2 separate regions of the Homo sapiens genome follow, and region 2 is linked to region 1. Evidence: chromatin loops called from intact Hi-C (ENCODE). Cell type or tissue: endothelial cell of umbilical vein. All regions are shown on one strand. Each heading gives the region's core, and the rest is flanking DNA. Links, peaks and the distances in the headings are about the cores only.

The links. Peaks named below come from ENCODE experiments on the same cell type or tissue, not always from the same donor. Only the 100,000 strongest peaks of a DNase experiment are listed, where the experiment ranks them.
Region 2: a loop joins it to region 1, with 2.1 times the contacts of the local background. A loop is called at or near these places in 4 of 110 quality-filtered maps.

Annotation. Positions count from the first base shown.
Region 1 is chr15:74,232,389-74,246,974 of GRCh38, forward strand. It overlaps CCDC33 (coiled-coil domain containing 33), which reads left to right and starts at 3,938. Exons shown (of 19, transcript NM_025055.5): 1 at 3,938-4,352; 2 at 11,597-11,760. The coding sequence starts at 4,332. LOC105370893 (a long non-coding RNA gene) reads right to left here and starts at 1,117. Exons shown (of 4, transcript XR_932459.3): 1 at 958-1,117; 2 at 673-828. RefSeq lists enhancers at 1-837, 1,629-2,225, 6,588-7,183, 7,184-7,779, 11,566-12,067 and 1 more. In endothelial cell of umbilical vein, for the core only: a CTCF peak has its summit at 7,776 (motif pointing right); a DNase peak (open chromatin) is centred at 7,783; H3K27ac peaks cover 392 bases.
Region 2 is chr15:74,168,863-74,182,201 of GRCh38, forward strand. ISLR (immunoglobulin superfamily containing leucine rich repeat) reads left to right here and starts at 4,848. Exons shown (of 2, transcript NM_005545.4): 1 at 4,848-5,157; 2 at 5,989-8,009. The coding sequence starts at 5,997. The coding sequence ends at 7,283. STRA6 (signaling receptor and transporter of retinol STRA6) reads right to left here. Exons shown (of 19, transcript NM_022369.4): 16 at 13,299-13,339; 17 at 12,433-12,596; 18 at 11,920-12,075; 19 at 10,604-11,381. The coding sequence ends at 11,218. RefSeq lists enhancers at 4,582-5,569, 5,570-6,558, 7,666-8,182, 10,090-10,259, 12,274-12,810 and 1 more. In endothelial cell of umbilical vein, for the core only: no CTCF peak of the experiment used is centred there; no DNase peak of the experiment used is centred there; H3K27ac peaks cover 548 bases.

The DNA of each region.
Region 1 (14,586 bases), core at 4,383-12,382:
CCTTCCCTGACTCCTAGGTTTGAAGAGACAAGAGGGAACAATGACCATAACCTGGAAAGGCACTTGTATGGAGAGAGTTGGCTGCCAGGCAGAGTCCAGGAAAGTGTGCCTCTCTCCCAGAGCCCCCACACTTGGCCTTCTCTTTTCCTGACTCTTGCCCCTTCCCCCATATCTCCCTATCACTCTTTCTCCATTGCTTTTGGGCAGCTGAGTTGGATGAGGTGGGAAATGTAGGCAGTGTGATTTTATAGCAAATGGCAGCTCATAGCTGTGTGATCTTGGGCAAAATGTTAACCCTCTCTGAGCTTTGGTTCCCGTCCTTATCCAGTGGGAGAATCAGGACTGCTCTGAGGGCCGAATGAGACCATGAAGGTAAAGCTCTTAACGCGGACAGTGAAGTCCCCCAGACGTGCTTGCTTTTTTCCCTGCTAACCAACTTTGGACTTGGTGAGTTCTCCCCCACTGGAATGGGCCAGAGAAGTGAGAAATGGCCATGGGGTGAAGTCTGCATGTCTCCACCAGCGCTTGAGCCTTCACACCCACCCAGACCAGATATCATCCCAGGCCCACTTGCCCTCTTCTCTATCCCCTCTCTGTTCCCGGCTTCCAGGCCCACGCCCATGGCCGCACCTTTCTCAGGTAGCCCTTCAACAGAAATGTCCCCTTTCCTACCTAAATCCAATGTGTTCTCAGGGTCCTGCTCAAGGCCCTTCATCCCGGAGGCCTTCCTCGACCCCTTTATCTCCTGCTCTGAACGTGTGTGCAGTCCTCCTGGTCCACAGCAACACCTCCTGTGTGTGTGCTGCTTCTGGAGCTGCAAGTTCACTCCTGGTATGTAAGAAACATGAGGCAGGGGCGTGGGACCAGGGCAAGTCCCTGCCCCTCCTTTGATTATTTTGACTGTTGTCTACTGAAGCATTTCCTTTAGAGGGTCTCTATGCTCCCACTGCCACGCACCCTCGGCCCCAGTGGTGTAGACAGCAGGTCTTCACTTGTTGGCTGAAGGATGGAAAACTCTGAGAGGGCTCCCCGCTCTGAATCCACCGGCTGCTGGCCAGGACCTTCGAGGGCTGCTCTGACCTCATATAAGTTATGAGGCTCAGCCTCAGGAGTTTCTGCAGAGAGATTGGAGAGCTGGCTTTGCCCTGTGCTTCCACAAGGGCTCTAACTGGGCCCCTTGAGGCCAGTTCACACCCCACCCCTTAAGGTGCTGAGCTGGGTTTAAACTGAAGTCACTGCCACCCAGAGCTGCACTAGAGAGAACTTGCCAAGCCCAAGGTTGGTTAGCAGGGAAAAGCGAGCATGCCTGGAGCTCATAACCATCCGTGTTAAGAGCTTTACCTGCGTGGTCTCATTCAGCCCACAGAGCAGCCCTGATTGCCTCACTGAATAAGGATGGGAACCAAAGCTCAGAAAGGGTTAACATTTTGCCCAAGATCACACAGCTTTGAGCTGCCATTTGCTACAAAATCACACTGCCTACATTTCCCACCTCATCCAACTCAGCTGCCCAAATGTGGGGGTGGGACAGGACTCACAGGGAAGGAAAGGCCAAGTCAGGAGGCGGGGGCGTCTCTGGAAGACAGACACACTCCCCTGAGTCTCATTGCATGGGTAGTTTGTCCTCACAGGCTGCTTCCTCAGACTCCAGGCCCCAGACATGGCATGAGGAAGCAGGGCTGACTATGAGCCACATCTGTCTACCCAGATTCTTCTTGCTGTCCAGCCAGCAAGATCCCTCCTTCCCCAAGAGCCAGCCCCAGATCCAGCCTCAGGGGCTTGCCCCTCCCAGAACTATGGGCTCTCTAGTGGCCACATTTAACCCCTGGCCCCTCCTAGTGATATAGCTCCAAGTGCTGTCTCCTGTGGGTAGGGGGTGGGCACAGTTATCTATTAGCTGTGAGATTAATCATTCCCTGCTCTCCCTCACCCTGGAATCTCCCTGAATCATCACAGCTTGGGGCTGGCCCCTGGACATTTGAGGAGCAAGCCCACTTCTCTGGGCTGGGGATATAGAGCTCACCTTGCTGGAGGAAGGGGAGGAGAAGGTAGAGCAGCTGGGCTCATGCTGCTAAGGCCTTCTCACAGGCAAGGAGGAAGCAGCTCTCGGGGGAGGTTAGGACAGGCACAGGAGCTGGTGTCTCAGGGGTCCTTGGTCTGGGGAGGTGAACAACCAGCAAGTCAGGAGGTAGAAGGGCCCTACTGGTGGCTGCTGAGTGCACAGGGCCCACTTGCACCCTGGAGCCAGACGGCCTGGAACCAGTGCCCAATCGCATTATCTTCCCAGGCAGGAAGATGGCAGGGGCGTGGCTGCAGAGGCAGAAAGCTCAGATGCCAAGGAGGGTAGCTGGGTGAGAGCCCCGAGCCCCGGGGACTGAGGCAGAGCTGCAGGGCAGGGCAAGGACCACAGTGAGGCAGGCAAGGTGGCCAGGGCACAAAATGTGAGGCTCTGTGTCGGGAGCGGAGCGCTCGCACAGCCCTGAGAATGAGTGCTTCATTAAAGTTTGCTTCCTAGGCACCTGGCTTGCATCTTCAGTCCTGCTGCTAGAGAAGGAGCAATGGCTCCCCACCCCCTGAACCTGCTGCCCTAGCCTCCTAGACTAAGCAGGCCTGAGAGGTTGGGGGAGATGCGCTCTAGAGAGACTGGGGGAGCAGCCACTGAGACCTTTCCACACATACACACTGTGCTGGGACATGTTGGCCCACAAGGGAGATAAAGCACAGTGCTCACAGCCAGGCCATTCCTGGTCAGGCCCCCAGCCCCAGAGCCCCAGGAGTACCACTCTTGGCAGGCCTAGACGGGGAGAAAATTAGGAGTGGGGTTCCTGACTACCATCCCCCACCAGTGTCTGGGTGACCTTGGCTGGTCCTTTCAGTTCTAATCAAAAGCAAAGCCTCAGTTTTTCTGTCTCTAAACTGGGGAGAACCACATCCTTGCTGCTGCTCTCTCTGGAGTGGGGGTAGAGAGGGAGGCTGGGAGGCCTCTGCAAAGCCGGAGTCTCCTGCCTCCTGGCTGCCAGGCTGGTCCTGCTCTTCGGCCAGATTAAAAGAATCTCCAACTTGGGGCCCAAAATAGGTAGAAATGAGGCAGGCCACAGGGGCCCCCCAAACACTTCTGAACACTGCCCAGTACCCCAAATCCCTCCTCTTCTAGCCCAGGATTTCTGATCATTCTTCGAAGCCCAGTTCAGACCTCACCTCTCTATAGAGCAACCCCCCACCCCAGGCCAAGGACTAGTCTCTCTTCATTCTGCCATCTCACCTCACCAAAAGCACTTAGGACCCTGCCTGGCGTGCAGCAAATGCTCTTTGTCTTTGTAATAATTTCTTGCAGTGCTCAGAACTGAACCATAATCTTTGGTTCGTACTCTAGTGCCATCACTGACCCATCATGGCTTTCTTTAATTGTTTAATTATAATTTATTTTCAATAATGTAATGAATTTCCATTAACTGACCACCCAATCTAAAAACCCAAAAGTTTAGAATGTATGCTCTTACCCTCTTCTCTCCCCGATCTTCCCACCCACCCTCCAAGAAGAAACCATCCTCTTGAAGTTTGTGTTTATTATTATCAAATAAATGGAAGACTATAGGTACCCAAAGAGGCACGATGGCTGGTAGATTCTTCAACAGAAGTAGCTGTTTTACCGATCAAGCTGCAACACTCTTGAGAGCAGTGTCTGCTTCCTCTTTTGCTGCAGCTTGAGCAGCATGGGGCTGGCCACACCACAGGGTTGGTGGAGACTACTTGAGGCACCAAGAGCAGGAAGGGTGGGGCCTGAGTGCCAGGCGGCAGGTGGAACACAGCTCCAGGAATAGGGAAAAGGGCTTCGCGTTCTAGCTCACTGCACCTGGACAGGTGCCTGTGTGACTTCGGCCCTGCCCTGTGACATCACACAGTGTTGCCCAGGTGACCCAGCTAGGTGGAAGAGCTTATTGTTTTCCAGGCCTGGGCAGAGACAGGGCCCCCCTGCCCCATCTCTCCACCGTCCTAGGTGTGCCAAGAGTCAATTGCCTCATTGCTGACCCTGTCCAGCTGGCCATGGCCCTCAACCCCCAAGGCCCTTCCACCCACAGACCATCTCGCTGCTGAGAGATCCAGGACCTGCTCCCACCTGGCCACCCTCCCCCTCCCCCCACATCCAGGCCCCAGGGCTGGTGTGTGGCACCCCTGAGACCACATTGACCTCCATACTGTCTACTACCCATAAGGACTCCAAGACGCCCAGGCCAGCTGTCTGGGCAGGACTGATTCCTGATCACCCACTGATACCAAGTACTCATCCCCAAGATTGTTAAACAAGGCCAGACACTCCTGGCCTCAAGAGGATGGGACTGAAAAACAAAAAGGTAAGGCCAGGGGCATGGGCCATGCACCTGCATGAATCCGTCCCTCCTTCAAAGTCCTTCCTTCAAAGTTTTGTTTGCTCCTTAATCATGACAAAAGCTTCCCTTCCCTGGGTCTCAGTTTTCACAGCTGTGAAATGGGGAGTGAGGTGGTCTCTGTGGCTCTCCCAGGTTAGCTGCCCTATACTCTTGGGCCACACGGGAACTGGAATGCAGTGTACTTGCAGGTGTTGTCAATGCTGACCACCCTTACCTGGTTGTTTCTGCACTCTTATTGCTGGGGTCACACAGTCTGAGAGCCCACTGAGATGGTTCATTACCCCTGTCCAAGATCTCCCAGGAGATTCCCAGGCTGCTGGCTTGGCAGCCCTGATGCCCCCATTGCCCCCATGCTCTCCAATCCCTGGCCCTGATTTTCTGGGGCCTAGGCCCCTGTCCTGGAACACAGATGCTTGGGTCTCTGAAGAGAAGGGATTTTTGTGTGTTTTGTTGATCACCGTATCCCCAGCACTCAGAACAGTGCCTGGCACATAGTGGGTGCTTAATAAAAAGCTGTGGCCCAGCAGCAGGGCTCTGTCAGGAAGGGACTAGAATCTCAGTGTGATGAGATGTAAACAGTTGAATGTAAGGGACCCCTTACCTTCCTCTCACTAGCAAGGCTGAGCCCCTGCCCTAGATGGTGTTAACCCACAGGGATAGCAGAAGGAGCTGAGACCAAAGGCACACAGATACTTGCAAATGGGGGATACCCTCTTTGTAGTTACACTCAGGTTGAATAAGCCAAATAGCTGGGGGTGCCCAGGCCCTAGTGTGATTTCCACTTCATTACTCTTGATTTTGATGTCTCTGGTTCCTGATGTTCTCTGCCCACAGCTGCCCCCCACCCCCTGCAGACTCTGCCCTCCCCATTAAGCCTCTTTCTGTAATGCCACACACTCAGAACCGGTCACCAGGTTGACCTGGCACCCTAAGCTGCCAGCTGGTCCCCACCTGCCCCACAGAGCTGGATTTGGGGATCTGGGGAGTGTGCGTGGGAGTCCTGAGGAGGAGCCAAGGTTGCTTTGATTAGTAGCTTTGAGAAGCGCTTTTGATAGCTGGGTAGAATCGCCTATAAGGATGCTCATCATGGCCGGGGGTGGTGGCTCACGCCTGTAATCCCAGCACTTGGCGAGGCCGAGGCAGGAGTTTGAGACCAGCCTGGCCAACATGGTGAAACCCCATCTCTACTAAAAATACAAAAATTAGCTGGGTGTGTTGGTGCACGTCTGTAATCCCAGTTACTCAGGATGCTGAGGCAGGAGAATCGCTTGAACCTGGGAGGCAGATGTTGCAGTGAGCCGAGATCACGCCACTGCCCTCCAGCCTGGGCAACAGTGTGAGATTCTGCCTCAAAAATAAAAGGACGTTGGCCAGGCCTGGTGTCTCACTCCTGTAATCCCAGCACTTTGGGAGGCCAAGGCAGAAGTTCGAGACCAGTCTGGCCAACATGGTGAAACCCCGTCTGTACTAAAAATACAAAAATTAACCAGGCGTGGTAGCGGGCACCTGTAATCCCAGCTACTCGGGAGGCTGAGACAGGAGAATTGCTTGAACCCAGGAGGCGGAGGTTGCAGTGAGCCGAGATAGCACCACAGCACTCCAGCCTGAGCAACAAAGAGCAAAACTCCATCTCAAAAAAAAAAAAAAAAAGGATGCTCATCATGTATATATAATACATATTTGTGTTTCTTCTTTTGTGAATCCCCAGTTCATGTTTTTTAAATTGGATAATGTTTATAGGTTTCAGTGCTCTTTGTATACTAGGGATATTAATCCTTTTTTAAATATGCAGCAAACATTTTCTCCTTTTTTTCTTTTCTTTGTATTGCAGGGCATTTTGGACCATTATAGAAGTTAGTATAGATTTTTAAAATGTAATCAAACCTATCCCTTTTTAATGATTTCTGACTTTTGTGTCATCTTTTGGAATGCTTCTCTGCTCCAAAGAACATAATTCCTCTTGCTGCCACCAATGGATACTCAGATTATGAGTTCAGGGGGGCATCCACTGTGGAGCAGAGAAGGGATCCACATCCAAGGAAGCATGGTTAGAGCACAGCAGAGACAGCAAGAGTGTGGGGTCAGACAGACCCAGCTTCCAGTTCCAGCCCTGGCCTCACTAGCTAAGCTGTGTGCTTTCATACAAGAGGTTTACTTTCTCTGAGTGTGCTTCCTCACCTGTGAAAGAGCTTTCCCCTGGCCGCCATAACTCTCAGGCAAGTTTAGATGTTGAAACTAGAAGGAACATGGGGGACCATTTTTAACTGAAAGTCCTTGTGAAACTGCTGGGAAATAGCCCCACTGCAGTCAAGTAACTTGCCCAAATGACAGATCCGGGCAGCCAGGCACCCTGCCTCCCAGCCCAGCCCCGCTCCAGCTAGTGTGACTTTTCAGACACACGGCCCTTCTAGAGGGCAGAACTGGGCTCAGCTCCTCAGGCCTCCCAGGCTGCTGGAGGATAGGGAGGAGTGGGTGGAAGAGTTTGTCTCCTTCCATCTCTCTCCCCACCAGAACCAAGTTAAGCACCCCCCAACCCACCCGCGGGAGCTGAATTCAAGGACCATTAACTCCCTGTTGTTCCTACCTCCTCCTCTCACCCTAGCCCTTCCCCCCAGCACATGGATCCAAAAATGCCCTAAGTGATGGGCAGTCCTAGTTCCCCTGCAACATCTGCTGGCTAATCCTGGCCTATTGAGGGCAAGGCTGCCTGTCTGTTTGGATAAGGGCACTGGAGTTAGCAGCTTCCAATCTTGCCAGGCCCAGTGGAGTAGCTGAGAGTGCTGAGCTTTGGAATCAGGCTTGCTTCGGTGCTCACAGCCCAGCCTCTCATCCACTGGCTGTGTGGCCTTGGGCAGGTAAACTGGCCAAACCCCTGCCTGGAAAAGCTGCCTGCTGATCTCTGCACCCTAGCAGTGTTGGGTGGGTTAAGTGAGAGGGAGCCTGAGAAGCTGATGGTGAGCATCCAGCTTTGCTCCCAGCCAAGAGGAGGCATGAATTCCCTCCCCAGGGCTCACCACACCCCTACAGATGAGTTTGTGCAAACTGAGAGTTACGGGGGGGGTACCCCATCACCCCCAGTTCCCTACCACTCATGTAACCCAGTATATGCATTTTCTGTTCCCTCATCAATCCTCTAGTGCAGGCCAGGGGTAACAGATGGGTCGAGGACATTGGTTCTGATGCAGGACATCTCTGAGGGAAGCCTGCAGATTCCCATCCAGACATGGGAATAAAAAAGGGATAGCAGGAGGTTAGCAGCCCTGGCCCACCATCCCCCTTCTGGCCTTACCCTTGGCCCCAAGCCTCCCTGGCCCTGGGCCCAGCCTGCCCAGCGGGCACATGCCTGCAAGCCTCACCAGGAGGCGCCAGCCTGGCAGTTGGCCTCATGCCCAGAACTGAAACACAATAGTTCTCGCCAAACTTCCTGCAAGCTTTATTCCCAGAAGGGAAGGCTGTCCCCGAGGGGAGGTGCAGGGGAGATAGAGGAGGAGCCGGTGTGACTCCTGGCCAGGTCTGCAGATGCCTAGTTGGGCTCTGGGGCTGCCAGGGAGCCAATGAGAGCCCCTGGACAATGGTCTTACTCCTGGGCCCTCCCTTTCATGGCCCTAGGGAGCTCATGAGAGGCCCTGTGCCCTCACAGCAAGGTGAATCCATCTAGGAACATGAATCACCCCTCCCAGCCTCACTGCAGGAACTTCAGGCACAGTAACCACTGGAAAGGCTGAATCACAAACTATTCCAGACATTCCCATTGGCCAGGTGGGAAAATCAAGGCTCAGGGAGGTGGTACAGAGAGGTAGGGCCAGAGCTGAGCTGAAACCTAGGTCTTTTTTTTGTTGTTGTTGTTGGAGTCTCACTCTATCACCCAGGCTGGAGTACCATCTTGGCTCACTGCAACCTCCGCCTCCTAGGTTCAAGCAATTCTTCTGCCTCAGCCTCCCGAATAGCTGGGATTACAGCCTCATGCCACCGCACCTGGCTGATTTTTGTATTTTTAGTAGAGATGGGGTTTCACCATGTTGGCCCGGCTGGTCTCGATCTCCCAGCCTCCAGTGATTTGCCCGCCTCGGCCTCCCAAAGTGCTGGGATTACAGGCGTGAGCCACCACACCCGGCCAAGTTGAAACCTAGGTCTTTTTGCCCTGAGGCTGCCAGCCTTACTCCTGTGCCACTAAACCAGGAGAGCAAGGCTGCTGGGGAGTGGGGGGGTCATGGTGGCCTGCATGAGGGTGGATATGGGAGGAAGCTGCCTACCCAGGAGGGCAGGGAACAGCACTCTGGCTGCTCCTCCTCCTTCACCTCCAGGCAGGGGCATCTTCCCCTCCCCTCATTCTCCCCTGACAGGAGCATGGGGGAGAGAAGGAGGGGCAACCCTCATCAACACCTCTGTAGATGGTGACAGGCCCTGCTGGGTCCTGGAAGAGGGTGGGGGTGGCCTCCTCAGTCAGAGGAAGGAGAGGGGGGCCTCTCTGCAGGACTGGCACTTCTGATCTGGGGGGCATGTATTCTCACCTCCTAATTAGCCATCTTGCTAGGCAAGGACCACAGCCTGCACCAGGCAAGCCAAGGGAAGTAGGGGAGCAAGGCACAGGGATGACAGTTCTGGAGTGACACCCAGGGTGGAGCAGAGGAAACAGCTAGGGCAGAGGCGGGGAGGCAGGAGGGAGCTTGGTAGGTGTGAGAAACAGCCAGGAGGCCAGTGTGGCTGGAGCGGAGTGACCCACAGGGCCCGTGGGACAAGATGAGGTCAGTTTTCTGGGCCAGCTCCTGGAGGGCCCCACGGGCCATTGCAAGGCTCTGAGAGAAGCAGCAAGCTACTTCAGGGTTCTGAGCAGAGGAGAGAGAGGGTCTGGGTCCAATCTGTAAAGGCTCACTCTGGCGATTGGATGGGGTGGACGGAGAGTCGGAGAGGAAACAGAACTCCATCAGAGGCGAGTCGGGACATACAGGTGTCTGGGACCTGAGTGCTGACCTGAGGATGCTGAGAAGGGTCAGAGTCCAGATATAGTTTGAAGGTGGAGCTGACAGGATCTGCTGAAGAACTGGATAAGGGATGTAGAGGAAGAGAGGGAAGAATCAGGAAGGACTCCAAGATGTGGGGCTTGAACAACTAGAACAATGGCATCGCCATTAACTCATTAACGAGTTGGGGCAGACAGCAGGAGGAGGGGTTTGAAGGGGAGTCCAGAGTTCGTTAGCTTTGAGAGGCCAGTAGACCCCCAAGGGGAGCTGTTGAGGGGGTGTGTGGCTCCGATTGGTGGGCACCCCACGCTACCGTGAGAAATGGATGAAATAACGTTCCTAAAACTCCTCGGGGCAGAGCAGAGCCTCAGGCACTGTGCCCTTTTCTTTCTGTCTGCCTGAGGCTTCCAGGAGCCAAGGCTCAAGGTAGGAGCAGAGCAGCTTCCAGATAGGTCGGTCCAAGTCCTCATCTCCCCACTGGGGAAACTGACTCTCAGAACATGGCTGGCTTTGGGGCCCAGCATGGTGAGAGGCAGAGCTGGTTTAAACCTACCTCTCCTGACACTCAGGGCTCCTCAGGAGCCGGCCATTCTGAGCCAAGGACCCAGCCTGCCGAGGCTGCCACCAAAACCAGAGCCCGTCCAGGGCCCAGGTCCTTGCTCCTGTCTGGGCCTCAATTTCCTCTCTATGTAATAGGACATTGTTCTCAACCCCACCCAACCAGGGCCTGCCCTGGAATGCAGGGTCTGACAGGCTGAGCTTTCCAGAGATGAGGAACAGCCTGCCAGTGGCCCCTCAGGGCCCTGCCTCCACCCTGAGGAGGTCCATTGCTCCTCTCCCAGAGCCAGGAGTGCCCCTCTATGGCCCCTCATATCAGCTGGAGGGACAAAGGGTAGGCAAGACCTCCTACCACGGGAGGCCTATCAAGGGTTAATCTGTGTCAGATTAACTGGAAGTGGTGAGTCAGCCAGCCGGCCAGTGGAGGACCAGGGCCAGGGAGGACAAGGACACCCCTGAGCCACAGCAGCCTCATGGCCACACCCCTCCCCACCCCACCGCGTTTATATGCCCAGCTCTGCCGTCTTCTCTGAGTCCCCACTGCCTCCCCAGTCAAACTGAGCCACCTCTGGGCCTTGGAAAGCTCTGCCCCTTCCCGCTTGCTGCCTTCGCTCCAGTGTTCTGCTCCTGGCCTGTCCTCCCTGACTCCACTCCTGCACCTTCTCCCAACCCTTTAAGGCCTCCTCCTCCCTGCTGTCTTCCCTGACCGCCTCAGCCGGCCAGGGCTTTGTCTTCTCTCAGCAGCTCTCGTTAAGATGGTCCTTTGGGCCATGAATCCACAAGTTACTAAGCTGCTGAGTCCCTGCTTGGGGCAACTGGTGTAGGAAGCCCCCTGCATGGGCAGGCACCTCTTCCTCCCTAGTCCGCAAGTTTCCTGGGTAGAAGACAGGTGGGGCATCTGGGACAGACACATGCATTCACCTCCACGTAATGCACTGAATGCCCCCATGAACGTGGAGAAGCTTTGTCAGCTGTAAAGTGCTGTGCACAGGAGGGACCTGAGGTGATGGGTGAGCTGAGGTGAGGTTACAAGATAGACTGAAGAAGGTGGCCCATTGTTAGGACTGCAAAAGCAGGTGGGATTTAGGAATTACAGACGAGGACACCTGCGAAAGCTAAGGCTTAGAAGTGGGACCAGACTTGAAAGGTGAGGTGGCCTGTCTCATCCTGCAGGAAGGGTAGGATCCAGGACTAGAGGAGAGGCACTGAGAGAGACGTGGGATGGGGACAGAAGTAGGGAGAAAATGGGGCCAAGGCGACTGCCTTGCAGAGTGGGCGGAAGGGTGACAGAGGGAGGCAGGCACTTGACGGAAGCTGTGAGTGGCTAGTGCTAGAGGGTGGCAGTGAAGGGAGGTGCCGCAGCAGAGGAGGCCACTCAGGGCCAGGTGCAGTAACTCATGCCTATAATCCCAGCACTCTGGGAGGCCGAGGCAGGCAGATCACCTGAGGTCAGGAGTTTGAGACCATGGGGAAATCCCGTCTCTACTAAAAATACAAAAATTAGTTGGATGTGGTGGCACATGCCTGTAATCCCAGCTACTGTGGAGGCTGAGGCAGGAGAATTGCTTGAACCTGGGAGGTAGAGGCTGCAGTGAGCCAAGATGGCACCACTGCACTCCAGCCTGGGCAACAGAGCAAGACTCTGTCTCAAAAAAAAAAAAAAACACTCAGCCCTGGCTCTCCCCACAGAACACTGAAGACCCAGAGGAGCCCCTGATCGCCTCCCAGAGCACGGAACCTGAGATCGGTCACCTGTCTCCCTCTAAGAAGGAGACCATCATGGTCACCCTCCATGGGGCTACCAACCTGCCTGCCTGCAAGGATGGCTCCGAGCCGTGGCCCTATGTGGTGGTGTAAGTAGCTGCGTGAGAGTGGGGGCAGGGGATGGGTTGGGCTGTGAGCAGAAACCAGGGGACAGCTATTTGGAATACTAGCACCCAAAGGCCCAGGACTGGGACTGTCATACCCAGAGGGGAGGAGCTGCTGTGGGCACTACCTGGCATCTCCGCTGCTGCATGGGAAGCTGCTCACCAGGGCTGGGGAAGACAGGGTGCCAACGGATCCAGAGAGTCACCCCTCCCCACCCCACACCAGTGGGGCAGGGATTGGTCACAGCTCAGCTCCAGTGGGGCAGGTTCCTTGTATGCAAAAGTCTGGGCTGGGCTCATGGGCATGATGGTCAGATTGGGGAAGGGGAAGATTTGGGACCTGCCTCTCCTGACTTCTGGGTGCCCCACCCCACCATACCCAGCCCTGGGGTAGGGTCCTCATAACCACCCTCCCCTCCTCCCCTCCTTCTCCAGTCACTTCTATTATGGGGACTCCCCTAGTTCTGGGCCTTTAATGCACCCCACACACCCCCTCCAGCCAGCTGCTGTCAGGGTACACACTTCCCCAGCCTGGCACCAAGGCCTGCCACGCCACGTCTATGCCCACCTCACGGGTCTCACTTCTTCCAGAAAGGCGCCAAGGGGCAACACAATCTCCATCCAGCCAACCTTCGCTGGGGACACTGAATATTTGCTCAATCTTTATTATAAAGCACCCTCCAAGGAGCATGTCACCCCTAGACCTTCTATAGACAGACGGCGGGAGCCTTGGTGGCCTCCCACCAAGCCACCCTATACTTCCCCTCCCCCACCAATACTGGCACCATTCAGTTCCTGCCAAGAGTCTGTTGCCCACATTTCCTTTTGGGGAGTGCCTGCCCCAGCCCACTCACCAATGCCTGCTGAAATCCTGCCTTCAAAGCCTCCTCCTCCAGGCAGCCACCAGAGTTGAGCTCTCCCTCTTCTGGAGCTCCACAGCAGTGGTGACCCTGGTCTGAAGCACTTTATATCAACATGGTTTATGCACTCCTCTGGGGCTCCCTGAGGACGGATCTCCTCCTCCATTTCCCTCAACAATGCATCCAACATAGGCCTGAGCCCAAACTTAGGAGCCAAGGAGTGACTGAGGCCAACACCTGGTTACTATGATAAGTCCCTGCCCCCCCAGGGCCCCCACTGTGAAAGGGGGGTAGAAGCTGTGCCGAGAGCAACAGGTGAAACACTTGCCTTAAAAGCCCCATTTGTGCCAGCCCAGCTCCTCGGCCATCCCTCCCCCAACTCCATTTCCGTGGTGAGGGAAGCACAGGTGGTGGGAGCAGGCTTGGCAGGGAGGCTGGTTTCTAGCGGGGAGCTCGCCTTCTCCGCTCAGCTATTTCCATAAACCAATTATCGCCGATCATCTCGGGAGATTGAGGCCCTGACTGTCACCAATCCGGCCTGGGCGGCGGGGCGGGGAGCTGGGTGGCTGTGTGGCTCCTAGGCAGGCACCGCGACCCGCGCCATCACCCGGTTGCCATGGGAACGCGCGGCAGGAGCCTAGGCGACACGAGCCTGGGTGGGGGTTCGGAGAGCCGGGCACACCCCGAGTCCTCCTGCACCCTCCCTGTGGCTGCGGCACGTGGGGCGGGAGGGTGGGGACAGAGAACGCGGGGAGGGGGGAGGGGAAAGCACTTCGCTGCACCCTTCTCCAGCTGGGAGCAGCGCCCGGGCCAGGCTGCAGCCTGCGTCCCAGGGCTCCAGACAGGCGAAGCTGCCACCAGCTCGAGGTGGTGCTAATGAGATGCAAATGATGGGAGAAGGAAGGGCTTCTGAGAATGTGAAGGCCGAGCTGTCAGGACCTGAAGGGGGCTTTCAGTGCTCACCCCCAGCCCCAGGCAGAAACCCCAGAGGGAGGATCCAGACCCTCAGAGGCCATAGAACCTGGAAAGAATTTATATCCCTGCACATCTGATTACAAATAAACAAGTAACAAAGCACACAATAGGCATAAGAAAGTTCATGAAAGTTTTCGTTTTGTTCATGATGAATATTTCAATGCTTTTTAAAAATATGTATTTGTGAAGACTTCAATGTAAGACCTGCAACTGTAACACCCCTAGAAGAAAACACAGGGGAAAGGCTCCTTTACATTGGTCTTGGCAATTAATCTTCGGATATGACACCGGAAGTACAGGCAACAGAATCAAAAATAAGTGAGACTGCATCAAACTGAAAAGCTTCTGCGCAGCAAAGGGAATAATCCACAAAACAAAAAGGCAGCCTATGGTATGGGAGAAAATATTTGCAAAACATGTATCGGATAAGGAGTTAATATCCAAAATATATGAGTAACTCATACAACTCAATAGCAAAAAGACAAGTAACCCAATTTAAAAAATGAGAAAAAGACCCGAATAGACATTTTTCCAACAAAGAAATACAAATGGCCAACAGGCACATGAAAAGGTGCACATCGCTAATCATCAGGGAAGTGCAAATCAAAGCCACAAGGAGATAGCACCTCACACCTGTTAGGATGGCTGTTCTCAAAAACACAAGAGATAAGTGTTGGTGCGGGTGTGGAGAAAAGAGAACGCTTGTACACTGTTGGTGGGAATACGCAGTAAAATGGTGCAGCCATTATGGAGCACAGCACGGAGGTTCCTCAAGAAATTGAAAATAAAACTACCATATGATCCCGCAATCTCACTACTGGGTATATATCCAAAGGAAACAAAATCAGTATTTTGAAAAGATATCGGGCCGGGCGCAGTGGCTCACGCCTGTAATCCCAGCACTTTGCGGGGCCGAGGTGGGCGGATCACAGGGTCAGGAGTTCAAGACCACCCTGGCCAATATGGTGAAACCCCA
Region 2 (13,339 bases), core at 5,030-13,029, 63 kb before region 1:
CCTATGAAGTATGCTTCAATTGGTGCTACTGCTGAAAATAGTCCCTGAGGATGAACATGAAGGTCAGGAGAGAGCAGTGGGAATGGTGCCAGGAGAGGGGACCAGAAAAGTGGCTGGAGATGGCCCTGAGTGGAAGGGCAGTGACAGTCAGCAGGGAGGGCTTAGGAGGCCCTGGGCAGACGGAGGAGGGAGGAGAGAGGGGGGCAAAGGCTCCAGCTGGAAGGTCAAGGTTATTGTTCATTCATTCCTTTGTTCAGCAACTATTTGTTAAGCACCTACTAAGTGGCAGGCCCTTTGCTGGGCACTAGGGGGATAGCAGTGGACAGAACGAAGTACCCACCTGTGTGGAGCTCACATTCAGATTGCGGAGATAGACAGGAAACACACTAACAGAGATGTCAGGGGAGGGGAGGGAAGAAGGACAAGTAAGGCAAGGTGAGGAGACAGCAAGGGACAAAGACTGTTTATATAGAGTGGCCTGGGAAGGCCTTTCTGGGGAGCTGGCATTTGAACAAACCTCAAAAGACAAGAGGAAGGGAGCCCTGCAGGTGTGGACAGACTTTGTCCAGTTAGAGGAAATAGTAGGAGCAGCAGCCCCAAGGTGGGAGCAGGGCACACGTGGGGCTGCACACAGTGAGCAGGGCCAGAGCAAAGGGGGGTGAGGCCAGGGAAAGTGGCCAGGTTGCCCACCAAGGCTCACCTGGGTTCCTAGGTCAGAGATCCTGAGAAGAGGGGAGAAGCCCTCATGCCCAAGTGGTGGGAAGGGGTGGAGGAGAATGGGGAGGAAATGGGAGTGAGGCCACCCCAGGTAAGGTCAGCTGCAACCTCTGGGCTAGGGTGACGCCAGAAGAGAAGATAGGGCCTGCAGTGCCTCTCCCCCATCCACAGCCCTGGGTGCACATGCCACGAGCTCCTGCTCACTCCACCTCACATCCCCACACTTGTGCATGAACAACACACACACATGGAGAATAGTCACAGGCTCACCTTTCACATGCATGCACACAGAAATTGTGCATGAACACACGCATGCACACGGGCCCCTTGTGTTAGTGTAGACATTTTTGAGAATTCTAAACAGGCAGAATATAGGGGCCAAAGGACTTTAGACCAACTCTCACGTATGACAGAGGCACTAAGGCCTAGAAAAAGGAAGCCTCATAATTTGGTGACCTAGGCAGATCACTCTATGTCCCCCCATGCATGTGCATGTTGTGTGTGTGTGCGCGCGCACACACACACACACACACATGCACGCACGCAGTCCCACCAGCTGTCCAAAGCTCCTTCCATAACCCTATCTTCTCAACAGCCTCTCTCTCCCAGGACACCCACAGGCTTAACCAAGTCCCACCAGGAGTGCCCCGAGTTTCCTCCCAGCTATTCCAGCAGGCTGCTGGGGGGAATACAGTGTCGGGACCAAGATAGACTCTGCCCCTCTTGGTGGGATGGCTACAGCCCACAACCACAGCTGACCACAGCAGCCCCCGACTGCCTCTCTCCTCTCAGAGCCTGTTTCCGGGTTCAGACCTTCTTCCTCCATCTCTCTTTCTGGGTCTTTCTCCCTTGCTTCCTTTCTCTACCTCCAGAAAGGAGGCTGTGATTCTCTGTTTTTCCCTCTCTTTCCTGGTGTCTCTCTCATTTCTCTGTTTCTCTCCAGTTTTCTGTCTCTGCTGGGCTTGTCCCTCTCGCTCCATCTTCTCATCAGGATCTTTTTTTTTGCCTTCCAGGAAAAGCTGACGTGGTGCCCCTGGTCAGTGGGAGTGAGGCCTTCTGGGGTGGGGGAGTCCTGGTTGAGCAGCCACAGCTGGGGTGCGGCTGGCGCCCTGGCTAGGGGCAGCAGGAGCAGGAGCAGAGCGAGAGGCAGCGGAATGGGAGGAGAGAGGGCTGGACCTCTGCAGGCAGGAAGGGGAGCAGGGGGAAAGAAAAACTGTGGGAGGGAGTGAGCCCCCCTCCCCTGCTAGGGTGACCAACTGTACTGGTTTGCTGAGACTGTCTCGATTTTAGCATGGAAAGTCCCATGTCCCAGAAAACCCATCAGTTCCAGGTGAACCAGGACTGTTGGCTGGTCACCCTACAAGCTGCCAGGGACCCACAGGAGACAGGGCCAGGACTCACAGGAGGGGCTCCCAAGCTTGGCCTCCTAGTTCTGGGGACAGTCAGGGCCGCACATACTCACCAAGGGTCCCCATCTCAGGCCTGAGCCCAATTTAGAGGAGGCCAGGAGAGGGGAGATGGCAGCCCAGACAGCCCACAGGAAGCTCCCAGCCTGAAAAGATCAGGGAGCCCGACTTCTGACTTGTCTCCCTGCCTGCTGGCATGATCTCCTGTGAGGTGGGCTTTACAGAAAGAACTTGAGCTCTGACAGCAAGAGAAGAGCAGAGGGGCAACCCAGGAGGTCATACGCCCCATCCTCAGAGGCCTGCACAACTGCTCCTGGGCTCTGCTGAGGAGCAGGCCCACCTGTCCCACTGTGAGACACCTTGGAGAGTCAATAGTCCTTGGCTGAGATCCTGGCGGCCTTATTGTCCTTCCTGGTGGAAGCGGGTATGGCCACACCTTGCAGGCAGTGGCAGGACCTGAGCAGACCAGGAAGATACATCAGTGACCAGCACGCACAGTCTCATTTCTGCCCAGGTGGGCTGGTCCCTCCCACTTTTCCCGCCCTCAGCCCCCCACATCTGTTTTGAGGTGGGAGTCTGAGCTTAGTGTTTGGCTGTCATTAAGGTCTTAGGTAGGGAATGAGGGGACAGACTCCCTGCCCCCAGAAGGCTGCTGACATACTCACCCACCCAACAGAGCATGGGTCTCCTACACTGTATGAAATATTCTCTAAAATGTCTTGGGCATGCCCCTTCCCTAGCCTGGGCCCAAAGGCCCTATCTGTAAGTTGATGAGGAGATGAAGTGGGTGAGCTCTAAAATGCTTCCTTCTGATGACCACCCAACTTGTCCATCATGCCATGAAGGGGGCGCTTACAGAGTGTCTTCCCTGTGCTGGAGATCAATAGCACCTGGGAAGTTAAGGCCTCTGCCCTCAGTGGGCTTCCTCTCTAGTAAGGGGTCGCACATTAAGCACGCATGAATAAATAATCACAGCTTATAGGAGGAGCTATGAAGAAAAGTCAGGAATGTCTGAGAGAACAGTCACTGGGAACTGAGGGCTGAGGAGGTGCTTGTACTCTGACCCTGATGTGCTTGCAAGGAGGGAGGTGGGGTGGGAACTATGAGCTCCTCAGAGCACCCTGGAGGTAAAGCTGGTGGCACAGACTTTGTGCAGGTGAGGGTGTGTGTATGGGCTGTGCAGAACATAGTGAAGCCCCCTCCACCAGGAAGCCCTCCCTGACTGACACTGAGGTCACTGAGTCTCCCCTCTGGTTTACTGAACCCTGGATGTGTTTCTTGCAGCCTCTGGTTGGCCCACCAAATTCAGGACTTTCCTAGAAATTCTCCAGCACAGTCAGGATGATGCAAGAGAGGGCTTCCTCTGCAGGGGAAAGAGAGGGTGCTCTCCATTGGACCATAATAATATCCTCAGCATCAGACTCGGGTGTTTTGCAGGCAGCATGCTGGGGACTTCTGTGGCCTTGCTTGGTGACAGGGAATGGGGTGTGATGAGCTGGGGCAGGCTTCCTGGGGATGCTTTCAGCCAAAGATGAGCCCTGTCTGCCCTTGGCCCTGCTGAGAGGGTAAGTTGAGTCATGAGCAGAATTCAACCAGTTATCAGATGGAAGGCCAAGGAAGCTTGGGGAGGGCTACTGAGGGGATACGGTAGGCTTGTCTGTGGAGAGCAAAATTCTTCAGTCTACAAAGTTCTTTTCTGGGCTCCTTCATCTTTCGGTTTCTCTTCCAGCTCCCTCGTTTTGGGCCTCTTTTGTTTCCCCATTCCCCTCCCCTGGGCCTTCCCGTTTGGAAAAGGGGTCACATATCCTCACCCTGGAGGCGTCTGCCCCTTCCACACAGTTGGTGTTGGAACAGTGGAGCTCAGAGAGGCCGATGCTGACCGCGTAGATGTCCAGCACCAACAGTGGGATTTTGGGCCCTGTGGGGGACACAGAGAGAACTCTCCGGGAGTGCGGCCCCTTGGCCTCCCCTCTGGGTGCCCAGTGGGCAGTGGGCCTGGGTGGCTCAGAATCCCAGCCAGGAGCACTGAAGGTCAACAGGCTCCCGCCCTGAGTTTTCTGAGCCAGGCCTCCCTGTTTCCTCCCCAGCCAGTGGGGAGCGCAGTGAGGGGCGGGGCCTGGAGTCTTGGGAGCTCCCTGGACAACAACATGCATTTAGCGCAGCTCAGTCTCAGAGCCAGCAGGATATGTTTTCTTAAAAAAAAAAAAAATGCCTAACATCTTGGCTTTCACCGAAGGGTTGGTATCTGCTTTGTACACTTTGGCCTTCTTGGCTTTTCACTGAAACACACACACATGGATGCACACTCACTTCCACACACAAACCCACACCAAGACAGACACACACACACACTCACACACAAACTCATGTACATGGTTTCATACCCACATCCATGCAAACACACATACAAATCCAGAAATACGCACCCTCACACCCACAAACTTGTACACACACACACACGTATACACACCAACACACATACAACCCTGGCTTGGACAAAAGCTTCCCGTTTTTTCTTGTTTGAAGTGGAAATCTCCCACCTTCCATGAGATTCAATTTCTCGCCCTTCCCCCGCTAAAATCCTCCTGGCCCCATCATTTCTTGGGTCCTTTCCAGACAGTGCTGTGTCTTTAAGGAAGTTGAAGCTGCTAAAAGTGAGTGAGAGAGAGAGAAAAAACACAACCCAAAAAAATTTGGCATCTCTTCCCCCCTCAAGTTTCTGGTGTCACTTATGAAACACAGGTCCTTGTTGCTGCAGAGAAGCAGTTGTTTTGCTGGAAGGAGGGAGTGCGCGGGCTGCCCCGGGCTCCTCCCTGCCGCCTCCTCTCAGTGGATGGTTCCAGGCACCCTGTCTGGGGCAGGGAGGGCACAGGCCTGCACATCGAAGGTGGGGTGGGACCAGGCTGCCCCTCGCCCCAGCATCCAAGTCCTCCCTTGGGCGCCCGTGGCCCTGCAGACTCTCAGGGCTAAGGTCCTCTGTTGCTTTTTGGTTCCACCTTAGAAGAGGCTCCGCTTGACTAAGAGTAGCTTGAAGGTAAGCCAGTGGGGAGGAGGGCTCCAGGGCCAGCGGCGGGAGCGGGAGGCCTGTTGGACATAGGGGCTGGTTCCCTCTTGGTCCATCCCTGCTGGTCTGAGGTGCGTGGGACAATCCCTAGCTTGGAGCCGTCCAGGGGGCATCTGCTTCTTCCACAACCCACAACTGAGGCCCCAGAAATCCCAGCTGCGTTTGGGCTGAGCCTCTGGCCTCACCCAAGTCAGCTGAGAGGTCCTGGCGGGGGTTTATTTAGGCAGCTGCCTGGCTAAGTTTGAACAGAACAGGCCACGGGTGTGATTCCACAGAAAAGGCCTGGTGTCTGCTGCGGTCATGGCCGGAGGAGCGGGAGAGGGCGGGTGGAGTGGATGGGGGTGGTGTGCACTGCACAAGGGGCCTCGTCTGGGCCAAGGCAAAGCATACCTATGGGGGGCTCCGGTGGGAGGGACTGCGGCCAGGATGTGGGAGGGCAGGGGGAGGTTCTGCAAAGTGCTGGGGGAGGGGGGTGGCTGGAAAACAGATTTCAAGTCATAAAGTCAGCTAGGAACAGGCCGAGGCAGGGAGAACTCTCCACTCGGAGGAGGAGCTGGGGTCCTCTTCCATCCCGTCTTCATCCTGCCTGGCTGCGTGACCTCGGGCAAGTCTCCGCCCTTCTCTTGGCCTCAGTTTCTCCTTCCGTAGGATGGGGGCGGTGGGCTAGGTGGTGTTGGGATTTAGCTGGGTTATGTGGGACAGGGCCTCCTGATGGGAAAGAGCTCTGGCTGGGCTTGTGGGAGGAATGAGTCCCTTTGGCAGGTTCTCGGGATCCCCTGGGTGACATGCCTTTCTCTGCAGGAGGCACCATGCAGGAGCTGCATCTGCTCTGGTGGGCGCTTCTCCTGGGCCTGGCTCAGGCCTGCCCTGAGCCCTGCGACTGTGGGGAAAAGTATGGCTTCCAGATCGCCGACTGTGCCTACCGCGACCTAGAATCCGTGCCGCCTGGCTTCCCGGCCAATGTGACTACACTGAGCCTGTCAGCCAACCGGCTGCCAGGCTTGCCGGAGGGTGCCTTCAGGGAGGTGCCCCTGCTGCAGTCGCTGTGGCTGGCACACAATGAGATCCGCACGGTGGCCGCCGGAGCCCTGGCCTCTCTGAGCCATCTCAAGAGCCTGGACCTCAGCCACAATCTCATCTCTGACTTTGCCTGGAGCGACCTGCACAACCTCAGTGCCCTCCAATTGCTCAAGATGGACAGCAACGAGCTGACCTTCATCCCCCGCGACGCCTTCCGCAGCCTCCGTGCTCTGCGCTCGCTGCAACTCAACCACAACCGCTTGCACACATTGGCCGAGGGCACCTTCACCCCGCTCACCGCGCTGTCCCACCTGCAGATCAACGAGAACCCCTTCGACTGCACCTGCGGCATCGTGTGGCTCAAGACATGGGCCCTGACCACGGCCGTGTCCATCCCGGAGCAGGACAACATCGCCTGCACCTCACCCCATGTGCTCAAGGGTACGCCGCTGAGCCGCCTGCCGCCACTGCCATGCTCGGCGCCCTCAGTGCAGCTCAGCTACCAACCCAGCCAGGATGGTGCCGAGCTGCGGCCTGGTTTTGTGCTGGCACTGCACTGTGATGTGGACGGGCAGCCGGCCCCTCAGCTTCACTGGCACATCCAGATACCCAGTGGCATTGTGGAGATCACCAGCCCCAACGTGGGCACTGATGGGCGTGCCCTGCCTGGCACCCCTGTGGCCAGCTCCCAGCCGCGCTTCCAGGCCTTTGCCAATGGCAGCCTGCTTATCCCCGACTTTGGCAAGCTGGAGGAAGGCACCTACAGCTGCCTGGCCACCAATGAGCTGGGCAGTGCTGAGAGCTCAGTGGACGTGGCACTGGCCACGCCCGGTGAGGGTGGTGAGGACACACTGGGGCGCAGGTTCCATGGCAAAGCGGTTGAGGGAAAGGGCTGCTATACGGTTGACAACGAGGTGCAGCCATCAGGGCCGGAGGACAATGTGGTCATCATCTACCTCAGCCGTGCTGGGAACCCTGAGGCTGCAGTCGCAGAAGGGGTCCCTGGGCAGCTGCCCCCAGGCCTGCTCCTGCTGGGCCAAAGCCTCCTCCTCTTCTTCTTCCTCACCTCCTTCTAGCCCCACCCAGGGCTTCCCTAACTCCTCCCCTTGCCCCTACCAATGCCCCTTTAAGTGCTGCAGGGGTCTGGGGTTGGCAACTCCTGAGGCCTGCATGGGTGACTTCACATTTTCCTACCTCTCCTTCTAATCTCTTCTAGAGCACCTGCTATCCCCAACTTCTAGACCTGCTCCAAACTAGTGACTAGGATAGAATTTGATCCCCTAACTCACTGTCTGCGGTGCTCATTGCTGCTAACAGCATTGCCTGTGCTCTCCTCTCAGGGGCAGCATGCTAACGGGGCGACGTCCTAATCCAACTGGGAGAAGCCTCAGTGGTGGAATTCCAGGCACTGTGACTGTCAAGCTGGCAAGGGCCAGGATTGGGGGAATGGAGCTGGGGCTTAGCTGGGAGGTGGTCTGAAGCAGACAGGGAATGGGAGAGGAGGATGGGAAGTAGACAGTGGCTGGTATGGCTCTGAGGCTCCCTGGGGCCTGCTCAAGCTCCTCCTGCTCCTTGCTGTTTTCTGATGATTTGGGGGCTTGGGAGTCCCTTTGTCCTCATCTGAGACTGAAATGTGGGGATCCAGGATGGCCTTCCTTCCTCTTACCCTTCCTCCCTCAGCCTGCAACCTCTATCCTGGAACCTGTCCTCCCTTTCTCCCCAACTATGCATCTGTTGTCTGCTCCTCTGCAAAGGCCAGCCAGCTTGGGAGCAGCAGAGAAATAAACAGCATTTCTGATGCCCCTCCGTGTCTGCCTGGAATTTTGTCTGGATCTAGGAGCCTCTGCTGGGAGATAGGATCAGGAGCTGAAGAGTCAGGGCAGCCAGCCTGCCTGCCCACAGTGGCAGGGGCCTCTGAGACTCCAACAGACTGTGGAGGCACAGGAGTGCTGGCCCGATGCTGTGTCAGGGGCTGGGCCTTGCGGTGAGCTGAGCTGCAGATGTTCCCTTCCTCCAAACCATCCCACAGGACAGCTGGGGGCAGGAGCCTGGGGTGGCTGGCGACCCTGAGCAGCGCCTGATGTCAGCAGTGGCTTCAAGAGAGGCATTTTGGAAAGGCGCAAGGAAATGGAAGTGCCTGGGTGGTAGCTCCTCTTCCCTGTCCTGCTCCTGGAAGAGATGTTAGGAATGAAGAGGAAAGAGGGGACAGGTGGGGCAAGATGGAGGAGACAGATGAGGAGAAGGGGACACAGGACAGAGGAGGAGAAAGCCCCAGAGAGACTGGGAATAAGAGAACATATTTACATATTTGAGGGAGAAACCAGGGGGGAAACAAATCGTACTTATCTTTCTCCCAAAGAAGAAATGGTATTCCAAGAGGAAAGTCCAAATGAGGACTGCAGATTCCCTGTAGGAATCTTTCCCCACAGAGCAAGTGGATCAGTAACTGGCCTGGGCCGTGTGTGTGTGTGTGTGTGTGTGTGTGTGTGTGTGTGTACAGCAACCTGAGCGGTGCGTGTGTGTGTGTGTACAGCAACCTTCAGCCTCTCCAGTGCATGTGTGTGTGTGTGTGTACAGCAACCTTCAGCCTCTCCAGATGAGGAGCATAAGGATGAGGTCCTAACCTGGAGACTCTGCACAACCTCCTATCTGTGCCAGGTAGGATATATGTCTTCCTACTGCCTCTATCCCATCCCTTTCAAGATCGAGGATGCTGCATGCAGAGACAATGGCCTGGGGGAGAGGCTCTGTGGCCTTTCTCCAGAGCTCCCAGAACTGCTGAGCTCAGCAAAGTGGAGGCAGGATGCTAAGGAGTCTGGGGTAGCAGCTGTGAGCCTTGGCTGCTGGCCAGCCCCATTCCCTCCCTCCAGGTCCACATACAGCACCTCCCCCTGCCCACTCTCCCCTCATCAACTTGCAGCTCCTGCTGAGCTGATGTCACCAGCAGCATGTATCAAGAATGACTCCTAATCTAAAATAAAAGTTGAAAAAAATGACTCACGTCTGGTGGAAAACAGCAGGATGGAGCCAAATTCCATGCGCTAGGCCACCTTGGGTAAGTCATTGCCCACGTCTGGGCTTCAGTTGCCTCAAAAACCAAATGACATGGTAGGACTAGGTGCTACTTCATGGTCCAATAGACTCTGATTGCCTAAGGCTTGATATTCCCAGCCTGACTTGGACATCCCTGGCTCCATTCCTAGCTGAGTGGCTTGGCTTCTTGGAGTAGGACATGGACCTAAGACCTAACACAGGGAATGGCTGTGCCTTGAGTGGACTAGCTGCTCCCCTGCTTTAAGGTCTTCCGTGGTCCCCACTGCCCTCCAGGTAAAGCCTGAATTCCCCACTTAGAGCCTCTCTGACCTGCTCCTCCAACAAGCGCACCCTTCCTTCCTCTTCTTGGAACAGCTATTTAATTGTTCCCTTAATGTTCCATGGTGTGCCATCCTCTGCACCTTTGCTTATACTGTTCCCTCCGCCCAGGCACCCTTTCCCTGTTCTTCATTTGGCTAAGTCAGTCTTTGAGAGTGGGCTCTGGCATCACCACCTCCAGAAAGCCTTCCTGGATGTTCCCCCATCCCCAATGTGAACAGGCCCCCTTTCTCTGGGAACCTGGATTCTCCTCCCCTGAGACCCTGTTAGTTGCTGAAACAAGGTCAGGAAGCCTTTTTCAACGGGCTGCAGTGGGATCACAGTGTGCCCTCTTTGGCCTCCTCGGGGCAGCCTTGAAAGTGGGTTTCAGGTCCCTGACCCCACCCCTGGCTTTACAGGTATTTGAGGCTGTAGCAGGAACCTGAGCTTGGGGCAGGGGACTGTTGATCTCCACTAACTGTGCAGGCATTTCTCAAGGCCCTGCTGACCTAGATCTGTAGGGTGGCCACATCTTCCTACCCTCTGTAGCCCCCAGCCCCTCAGTGGACCCAGGGCATGTTCTTTATTCATATACCCCGCCCTCCACCTCCACCAAGCCCCCAGTAGGGAAAAGACCCCAGTCTGTCTCCACCCTCCTTTCCCCTCCGTATTCTCATTCTCCTCCCATCAGGACAGCCTACGCTATGTCCCCCCATGTGACACGCCCCTTCCTACCTCCACACCTGGAGTCACACTGCTTCCCCAGCATTCCTGAAGTCGCTTCTCCTCCCCAGATCCTGCCCCTTCTTCAAGACCCAGAATAAGTCCCACTTCCAAAGCCAGCATTCACATGGCTCAGGGGTGGCATCATAGGGTCCCCAGTCTCTTTGCCACCCAAAAGGATGCAGCTATGGGTTCTGCCTTCCACCCAGTGTCTGGCCCAGCATGTGACCAGAACACCCCAAGCCCCATCCCCATCAATGCACAGTGTTCCTGACAGTGTAGGCGGGGTTTTCCCTGCATACCCCTCCCGCTATGAGGACAGTTTCTCAGGAACAAGTTTATTGCAGGGAACACACTAACCTCTTTCATAATAGCCAAAGGCATAAAAACTACAAAAATATCTGGCTCTCGAGTGTGGGCAGCTCAGTGTGGGACCTGGTCTGAGTCATGACTTGGGCTGCCCTGCAGGCCAGAGGCCCGGGAGCTTTCCGGCCACTCCCCAGAGAGGTCCGTGGCGCTGAGGGGGTGAGGAAGTGCCTTGGCTGCTTCCACAGCGTGAAGGCCAAGGCTGAGGTGGAGCTGGGCTGGAGTGGTTCCAGAGAAGGCTTCATCGAGGCCCTTCAAGGCTGATGGCAGAGCCAGGGTAGGGAGACGCCTGGATGTGGCTGCCCTGGCTCAACTGGCTCCTGGACCAAGGCCCTAACCCACCAGTTTCTTTCTCCAGAACCCCTGCTGGCTCTCCCATAGCCAAGTGGGTGGAGCAGAGCCCTCCTGAGGCTCCCAGTGCAGACAGACCTCCACCCAACCACAGTGATCCGGAGGACCTGCTGGCTGCATGGCTGGTGTGATGCTGGGAGGAGAGCCGGGGAGGGAGGAGGATGGTAGGCAGGAACATGCCTCAGCACAGATGGGCAGGTGGGTTGACCTTCCCTGCCCTCAGGGCTGGGCACCATTGGCACCCAACAGGGCCGTCTTGCGGAAGACCTGCAGGGTTGGGTTGTGCAGCAGCGTGTAGGCCAGACCCCAGCGAGCCCTGCCGCGGCTGGCCCCGGGCCTAGCTCCCTTGGCCATGGAGTCCTTTGTCTGTAGCAGCTGCATCCCTGAGAGAGACGGACTTTCTGTGAGTCACTCAGCAAACACCCAGCCAACCCTCCCTGGCCCTCAGACCTGATCAGAGAGCCTGAAAATCCCAGGCGTGTGCAGGTCGTGAGGCTTAGGATGTCCCCTGCAGGCAGCACATGGAAGTGGGGGGTGAGGTCTGTGGATGGACTGGAAGCTGGGTGGGACAAGGGTCTGGAGCTGGCTTAGTGTCCCCTCCCTACACACACTTCTGGGCAGAAGGAAAGGAGGAGTCATACTCCCTGCCCCAAGGGAGAAGCGGGGGCAGTGACGGAGCCCCTTAGGAAGGCAGCTGTTTCATTCTCTCTGTGTGCACACATATGGTGTGTGTATGTGTGTGTTCATATCATGGAAAAAATCACCCTGAGATCAGACCAGGAGGGGTGACCAAAGGCAGCCAAGGAAGAGAGGAAGTGAGAATTTTCCTGGCGCTCACTCTGTGTGCTGGGGAGGGGCACACATCCTTCCTAGAAGAAGCTGGGTAGGCTCTATTCCCCCATTCCCAGTGGGAGGGCGCACCTTCGTCTTCCTCCCCTGGTCTGAGGCTGTCCTGGGGGGCTGCCATGGTCCTGGGTAGGAGGCTCTGCGCTTGCAGGAGCAGGGAGCAGAAGGCTGTCATGGCTGGATGCGACTGGCTGACTTCAATCTTCAAGAAGTTTCGGTACGTGTAGTAGCCTGGGGTGGGGTGGCGGATGGCAATGCTGGGGGAGCAGGGGCCACACTGGAGGCATCCAGACATCCCCTAACACACACACAGGGAGTGCACGTGCACTCCCTGCATCCAAGCATGTCGACACACCAAGCACGTGGCACATTGGCTGCATGGGCACGTGTGGACCTGCTAGAACACCCCACATCCACTGCACGTGCTGCAGGGCCACAGGAGGCACAGCGCAGGGGCACACAGGTGGCACATGCAGCTACAGGCATCGGTGTGAACTGATCAGCTGGCACGGCCCTGGGGCAGGGCAGATGCCTTCCTCACTGCTTGGGTAGCCTGAGCAATCCTCCAGCCCCGCCCAGTGACCTTACCGGGGTCGAGAGTGGCGGCTCTCGGTGGCAGCAGGCTGAGGTCCATCTGGCCAAGGTGGATGGCGTTGTAGAGGGCAGAGAGGAGCACTCGCCAGGTGGCCACCATGGCACCCACCAGCACATTGAGGGGGAAGAGAAGAAAGGTGGCTGCATAGAGCACTCGCCTAGGATGGGAGAAGAAAGCTGAGGCAGGCCGTTCCCCAGAGCTCCCTCCCCAGGGTCAGTGTCAGACCTGGATGCCCAGAACTGCTGTGTATTTACTGAGTGCCTACCATTTATTGCTATGTCTTCTGTGCACCCCACCCTGGGCAAGGCCTTCTCTCTTTCAACCCACCATGCTGGGAGATGGGAAACTGAGGCCCAGAGAGATTGGGAGACTTAGCCAAGGCTGTCAGCTATTCAGTGGCAGAGCTGGGCTTTAACTCTAGGTCCATCTGAGTCTTTCTATGACCCTGATGCCTCCCACCTCCCTTTTCTGGGTCCCCTGTCTGCTAATTCCAAGTTCCCCTGGGAGCCAAGGTTCTCCCACAGACTTGTCATCTGACAGGGAACTCCCTTGCTACAAAGTGGGGAGGGGCATGGTTTTAAGGAAACAGAGGATCCAGGGGAGAGCAGTACCGATTCCCAAAGCAAGAAAGGTTCACGGGGGTACTTCCAGCCCCATGCCGGGTATGTAGAGAGGTACTTTGGAGTGGGCTGAGCCATTGTCCCTTTTCTCTATGGGTAAGGCAAGCTCTTTCTACTATCATCTGGGTTCCTTGATAGAGAGAAGGGATAGATGGCAGTGGAGGGAGGACACAAAAAGAGAGAGACACCGAAGAAGAGGCGAGGGCCTGAGGGAGCCACAAGCCCAGATGCCACCTCACCGGTTGGTCAGCTGTGGGTGTCCATCATGAGTCTCCAGGAA